3 separate regions of the Homo sapiens genome follow, and regions 1 and 3 are each linked to region 2. The links are chromatin loops, found by intact Hi-C in ENCODE. Cell type or tissue: PC-3. All regions are shown on one strand.

Region 1 (2,500 bases), 210 kb before region 2:
GGCCATCAGAGAAATGCAAATCAAAACCACAATGAGATACCATCTCACACCAGTTAGAATGGCAATCATTAAAAAGTCAGGAAACAACAGGTGCTGGAGAGGATGTGGAGAAATAGGAAGGCTTTTACACTGTTGGTGGGACTGTAAACTAGTTCAACCATTGTGGAAGTCAGTGTGGCGATTCCTCAGGGATCTAGAACTAGAAATACCATTTGACCCAGCCATCCCATTACTGGGTATATACCCAAAGAACTATAAATCATGCTGCTATAAAGACACATGCACACGTATGTTTATTGCGGCACTATTCACAATAGCAAAGACTTGGAACCAACCCAAATGTCCAACAATGATAGACTGGATTAAGAAAATGTGGCACATATACACCATGGAATACTATGCAGCCATAAAAAATGATGAGTTCATGTCCTTTGTAGGGACATGGATGAAATTGGAAATCATAATTCTCAATAAGCTATCGCAAGGACAAAAAACCAAACACCGCATGTTCTCACTCATAGATGGGAATTGAACAATGAGAACACATGGACACAGGAAGGGGAACATCACACTCTGGGGACTGTTGTGGGGTGGGGGGAGGGGGGAGGGATAGCATTAGGAGATATACCTAATGCTAAATGACGAGTTAATGGGTGCAGCACACCAGCATGGCACATGTATACATATGTAACTAACCTGCACATTGTGCACATGTACCCTAAAACTTAAAGTATAATAATAATTAAAAAAAAAAGAAAAAAAGAACATTTAAACATTTATAAACATTTTGATAAATTTAAAAAATAATAATAATAATAATAGATCATTACTATGCAATGTGAATTGTGAAAGGATAGGCCTGTCCTAGATAACTAGAAGCAACTTGCCCCCAAATGTTATGCCAAGACAGGTTCTTTGTCTATTTGGTAAAAAGTAAGACACTTCTAATTTTTAATGTGTATAGATCTTTTTTTAAAAAATTGATCATAATAACCATATTTGGAGATCTGCCTTCATTTCTCCTGGCTCTAGAATTTATGTTCCATACAGACTGGAATTCTGTTTTCCTCAGTGCTGTAGCCCTTGCACCTTCACCAGTGTCTGACATGTACTAGCTACTCAATAATTATTTAAATGTGGCCTTCAAGTCCCTTTGTAATGCATCTACATGGACAGCAGAGAAGAGAAGGCAGTGACAACGGTGCTTTCGTGGTGGAGGCAGAATCATTCTATGTGTTCTCATTGGTGTATACAAGTATTTTTGTTCTTTTTTGTTGCTTAATCTTTTTTTCTGGTGTTATGATTTAATAAGAGGAAGTGTAGCAGAGTAAATATTGCTCATCTGATGCAGTGATCACCATTCCCAGCTACGGTTGGCTGGAACTGAGGTAGGATAAGGGATTGGCCTCATACATTTTTGGTGTTTGAATCAATGTGTTTGTAAATTGGAGAATATGGCAGTCATAGCAGAGAACAAACAGAAGAGCGGATACTCCATTTTTATTCTTCAGGAACTTCAAGTCTAGGTTTTACTTTCTCACTCCTGACCAACAGCAGTGACTTTGAAGGGGACAAGGGACCATCGGCTCATTCTTTTGTTTATTCACTCATTTATGTACATATTCAATAAATATTTATTGAGTTGGAATAAAGTGAAGTGGTGTGATGGGTGAAGTTCAAGCTGGGTTGGGAGTCATGGGGGCAGGAGGACACTTAATCCAGATTTAAGAGCTCAGGAAAAGCTCCCTGCATGAAGCAGCATTTAATCTGAGCTCTGAATAATAAATGGAGTTAACTGGGCAATAAAGGGAATTGGGGAAGAGTGCATGGGCCAAGGGAACAGCTTGCCTTGCAACCTACCAGACACAGGTGAGGGGACACAACACCTGAGAAGACCTGAAAATAGTTGGCTATAACTGCATTGCAGAATTGATGGGCAAGAGATAAGAGAAATGAGGTAAGAGAAAGAGGCAGGGGCCAGACCATGCTTGAGACAGGAACCACATGAGAAGTGATGGAGACCTGCCAAGGGCAGAGCAGAGAGAAGACAAAAAGCGGATGGATTCCAGGTTGCGTAGAAGACTTGGTGATGAATTGGACTCCAGGAGAGAGGAGTCAGGGATTCTGGTTGACATGAGGGATGATGGACCCATTTACTAAAATAAAGGATTAAGACATTTTGAATGGGAAAAGATATTGCTAATAAGTTGAGATCCCCACAGACAGGCTGACTGACTATTTTTTCCTGCCAGGGCCAAACTTAATATCCATTTTAATCTGAATCCAAATGGAAAAAGCTGGGTTCTGGATTCAGCCAGATTCAGTTCAGACCCGTGCGCCAAGCTATGTGATGTGATCCTAGACAAATTACAGAGGCTTTCTGAGCCTTACCTCCCTCATTGTAAAATGGAGAAAAGAATAATATTTCACAGCGTCATTATTGGAGTTAAATAATAAAATGCATATAAAGTGCTTCACACAGTATCAGGTTCAATAAATG
Region 2 (2,500 bases):
CCCTTGCATATAACTCTGTTCTTTCAGCACTCCAAGCACATTCCTGACCCAGAACCTTTGAACTTGCTGCTCCTCTTGCTTGGGAACAGCAAGAAGTATCCTTGCCAACCCTCTTTGAAACAGCACCGTCCCTTGCCCTTCCTCATTGTTTCCTACCCTGTTTCTTTTAGTGTTCGTCATGCCCCCTAACCTCTCACAGGTAAGCACTGTATTGTTCAATGCTATATTCCTGTAGAATGGTGCTTGGCACTTAGAAGTACCCCATAAATCATTATTGGACAAGGGTTAGCGGGAGCGACAACTCTAAAAGGGAATCTGAAGCAGTGATGGAAAGGAGGAGCCAATCAGGGGAGGGGCTGGGGGCCTAGTAGAAGGAGGAACCAATCAACGGAGAGGTTGGGAGGGGACTTGGCAGAAGGAGGAGGAGCCAACCAGGGGAGCGGTTTAGGGGGTCTAGCATTCCAACAGAAGGAAGAGGCTTTGTAGAGGTCTTGAGAGACAGGACCTTGGTGTAGTTTAAGAACTGAAAGAAAGCCAGGCGGCTGACAGCATACAAGCAGAAGGGTGATGTGAAGGGAGGAATTTGGGTTCTTATTCCTCTTCAATTCAGGTATATTTCCCAGTAGCTCTTTTAGGCGTGGCCAAAAGTGTACAGTTCTGTGGCATTAAATACTTTTCATATTGTCGTGTAACCATCATCACCATCCATCTCTAGAACTTTTTCATCTTCCCAAACTCTGTACCATTGAACAATAATGCCCCATTCCTCCCTCTCGCCAGTTCCTGGCAATCACTGTTCTACTTTCTATCTCTCTGAATTTGGCTACTCTAGGTACCTCATAAAAGTGGAATTAAACAACATTTGTCCTTCTGTGACTGACTTCACTTGGCATAATGTCTTCAAGGTTCATCCATGCGTAGCATGTGTCAGAATTTCCTTTCTTTCTAAGGCTGAATAATATTCCATTGTGTATATGTGCCACATTTTGTTTATCCATTCATCCATCAATGGACACTTGGCTTGCTTCCACCTTTTGGCTACTGTGAATAATGCTACTACAAACATGAGTGTACAAATATCTGTTTGGGTCTGCTTTCAGTTCTTTTGAGCATGTGCCCAGAAATGAAATTGCTAGATCATATGGTAATTCTGTTTGTCCGAGAAACTGCCGTACTGTTTTCCATAGTGGGTGTACCATTTTACTTTCCCACCAGCAATGCACAAGGGTTCTAATTTCTTCCCCTCCTTACCAATACTTGTTTTTTGTTTGTTTGGTTTATTTGTTTTACAGTAGCTATCCTAATGGGAGTGAAAATATACACTTTTTGTTGAAGTTTCATGAATTTTGAAAATGCAGTCATGTAACCAACACCACAGTCAAGATATACAACAGTATCATCACCCCCCAAAATTATCTGATGCTGCTCCTTTATAGTCAGTCCTTTCCCCACCTGAAACTCCTGGAAACCATCGATATATTCTCCATATCTATAGTTTTGCCTTTTCCAGAAGAGGATAAATGGAAACATTATGGTGTGCATTTTGAGTCTGGCATCTTTCATTTAACACAGTGCATTTGAGATTCATCCATGTTGTATGTATCAGTAGTTAATTCCTATTTATTGCTGAGTACCATTCTGTTGTACAGATATGCCACAGTTTGCTTACCCATTCACTAATTAAAGAACATTTGAGTTTTTGTAGTTTTTTGTTTTGTTTTGTTTTGAGACAGGGTCTTGCTCTGTCACCCAGGCTGGAGTGCAGTAGCATGATCACAGCTCACTGTAGCCTCCACCTCCTGGACTCAAGTGATCCTCCCATCTCAGCCTCTTGAGTGGCTGTGACCACAGACATGCACCATCATGCCTGGCTAATTTTTGTATTTTTTGTAGAGATAGGGTTTCACCATGTTGCCTAGGCTGGGAGTTTTTTGATGTTTCAAATCTACTATTAAACATTCAGGGTTTAATAGTAGTTTTGGGTTGAATGTAAGTTTTCATATTTCTAGGGGTGGGATTACTGTGCCATATGTTAAGTGTATGTTAAACTTTATAAGAAACTGCCAGTCTATTTTCCAAAGGGGCTATATTAGTTTGTATTCCCACCAGCAATGTATGAAAGTCCTGGTTGCTCCACAGCCTCACCACAACTTGGTAGAATCTGTCATTTTAATATAAGTCATTGTAAAATGTGTGAAATGGTATCTCATTGTTGTTTTAGTGAATATTTCTCTAATGAACAATGATGCTGAGCATTTTTTCATGTGCCTATTTGCCATTAGTATATCTTTTTTGGTGAAATATCAAAACCTTTGCTAATTTTAAATTGGGCTGTTTATTATCGATTTTTAAATAATTTAATGATTTTTATTAAATTTGTAGCATTATGCAATGAGCACCACTATCTGGTTTTATAACATTTCCATAACCAAAAAAGTTTTCACATATTCATTTATTGTCAAGTTTTGAGAGCGCGCGCACACACACACACACACATACA
Region 3 (2,500 bases), 51 kb after region 2:
TGCTTTGTCATGCATTCTGCCAAGCCTTAGTTTCCTCATTTGTAGAACAGGGATACCAGTAGATACTTTTCAGGTTGGTTAAGGCAGAGACATTACAAATCAAAGTGCCCGTTCCTTCTTCTCTTTCTCCTGTCCTCTCAGGAAGCCCACTAAAGCTTATTTCATCTCTAATTCTGAACTTGGTGGACACAAGTAGAAAGTGGTTAATATCTAAAGATTGGGAATATGTCCCTTTTGCCCCCTCTAAGTGGTTTAGCAGTAGTAGATATTGCTTTTCTTTCTTCCCTCTCCCTCCGTCTTTCTCCACCTCTTTGTTAAGAAATTTCTTTTAGCCAGAGCTTACTTTTAAGTATACTTGATGGGAATTTGGAGGGTTTTTTTTTTTTTTTGAGATAGAGTTTTGCTCTTGTTGCCCGGGCTGGAGTGCAATGGCATGATCTTGGCTCACTGCAACCTCTGCCTCCTGGGTTCAAGTGATTCTCCTGCCTCAGCTTCCCAAGTAGCTGAGATTACATGCATGTGCCACCACACCTGGTTAATTTTGTATTTTTAGTAGAGGCAGAGTTTCACCATGTTGGCCAGGGTGGTCTCGTACTCCTGACCTCAGGTGATCCACCCACCTCAGCCTCCCAAAGTGTTGGGATTACAGGCATGAGCCACCACAGCCAGCTCTGGGAATTTGGATTTGTACAGAAATTCAATATAGGGAGACCATTACTGACATTTCAAGAAATTGACAGTAGAAATGTCTCCATTTGAAACGTCCCCTAGTAAAGGACTTTTAAAGCAATGTTTAGTAGGCCACCTCCCTCAGGGCCACCTCCATGAGTCTTACACATGCTGACCTCCCCTGGCTTCCTCTGGGCCTCTGGACTCATCTGTGGTGGTGGGGGGCCTAGGAATCTGCCTTTTATAACAAGCAATCCAAGATGTGTTTTGTACCCTTAAGTTTGATAACCACCACCTTTGCGTCAGAAATCCAATTTATGCAACTGTTATTGAGCCCCTACATTGTGCTCCCCATCGTATTCCTCACGTAGGTAATAACTAATTAAGTCCTCAAAGCTGTGACCATAAGGTTGATGTTATTGAGATGGTTTACATTCCATAAAGTCTCCTATATAAAGTGTACAATTCAGTGGTTTTTAGTAAGTTTCTAGTTATGCAATGATCACATGATCTAATTTTAGAACATTTTTCATCATTCCATAAAGAAATGTTGTATTCCTCCCTTAGTAGTCCCTCCCCAAACATAGATTTATTATACCCATTTTTGGAGATAGGAAAATGGAGTCTCCAGGCATTTAAACAATATGCCTTCAACTCTAGAGTAAATGTGGAGCCAGCAGCCAGAGTCCAACTTCCTTGCTTCCAGAACCCATGCTCTTTCCACTACACAATGCTTCCCATCCAGGAACTCAAGCCAAATTAAATATTTACTTGGTGGGGAGAATAATTTGATGTTCTGGTTTTGTCCTTGTTCAGTAGTTTGGGATAATAAATTTTCCCTTTCCGTTCCAACTGGCATTGAGGGGTAAATAAATATCGTTTAGTTTCTAGTTCGGTGTGCAGTACAGCCAGATTTTGAAAATTACATGACGAATTAGCATGGTAAAAAATTTAATAGTGGGAGGCTGAGAGTTAGGAGAAGTATTCGGTCCTGCCTCTGGTTGGTCACTTATCACGTACCTCCTGCACGCTTGATTTCCTCTTCTGTCAAATGAGTAGTTGTACCAAATCTTTTATTTAGTCATTAAACATTTACTGAACATGTATGGGTGATTAACACTGGATGTTGGATGTTCGGAGAAAACCACAACAGTTTTAATACCAGCTACATTTAATTGGGCAAAAACAGTATACCAGATGCTGTCTTAGCTGGTCATGCCATTTAATTTGAAGAGCAAACCTAATAGGTGGCTATGATAAATCTATTCTGTCTCTGTGGGGTTGGAGGCATGTTGCTGAAATTCCCGTGAGGAAACAGGCTCAGACGGTTTGGATAATTTGTTCTGGGTTACACACATCTGACATACCTGAAGTCTGGAAAATCCAAAGCCCAGACCTTTGTCCCCACACTAGACTGCCTCTCTAGGTGAGCAGGAGTCCTGTTGCCCTCTGTGAGGGTCACCGTATTTGCAGCATGATGTGAAAGTAAATATTCAGTGACAGCACCAAAAGGGCTTTAATCTTTTTTGACTCTGCTTGCTTAGGTCTGGGAAGGTGTCTCAGACCAGCCCTCCTATTCTCTTTAAAGGTTAGCCGATGATTGCGTTTTCCCCTCACCCAGTACTTATGCTGCCCTGCCCAGAAAAAAAAAAAATTGTTTGTTGAGCGGTGCTAGATTGGGAGGGACCAGCACCTCTGCAACATATTTCTTAACTTCAGTTTACTCCTTTGGCCTCCTTGGCGTGTGCGTCCAAAACCTTGGGCTAAAGTAAACTGGAGATTTGGCTTGTTCTCAGACAGGTGTTCCCATCAGGTCTTATAAACAAGGGGG

The links. Peaks named below come from ENCODE experiments on the same cell type or tissue, not always from the same donor. Only the 100,000 strongest peaks of a DNase experiment are listed, where the experiment ranks them.
Region 1: it touches region 2 in a loop (4-fold over the local background); 4 of 110 quality-filtered maps call a loop at or near these places.
Region 3: a loop joins it to region 2, with 4 times the contacts of the local background. A loop is called at or near these places in 37 of 110 quality-filtered maps.

What each region holds. Positions count from the first base shown.
Region 1 is chr1:64,278,837-64,281,336 of GRCh38, forward strand. No RefSeq gene overlaps it. Among named protein-coding and RNA genes, the nearest start is that of UBE2U, 76 kb to the left of the region's middle. In PC-3, no CTCF peak of the experiment used is centred here; a DNase peak (open chromatin) is centred at 1,375; H3K4me3 peaks cover 512 bases; H3K27ac peaks cover 1,482 bases.
Region 2 is chr1:64,483,873-64,486,372 of GRCh38, forward strand. The region is part of intron 1 of CACHD1 (cache domain containing 1); the gene reads left to right. Among named protein-coding and RNA genes, the nearest start is that of CACHD1, 15 kb to the left of the region's middle. In PC-3, no CTCF peak of the experiment used is centred here; a DNase peak (open chromatin) is centred at 1,009; H3K4me3 peaks cover 387 bases; H3K27ac peaks cover 986 bases.
Region 3 is chr1:64,534,954-64,537,453 of GRCh38, forward strand. The region is part of intron 1 of CACHD1 (cache domain containing 1); the gene reads left to right. Among named protein-coding and RNA genes, the nearest start is that of MIR4794, 44 kb to the right of the region's middle. In PC-3, no CTCF peak of the experiment used is centred here; no DNase peak of the experiment used is centred here; H3K4me3 peaks cover 935 bases; H3K27ac peaks cover 680 bases.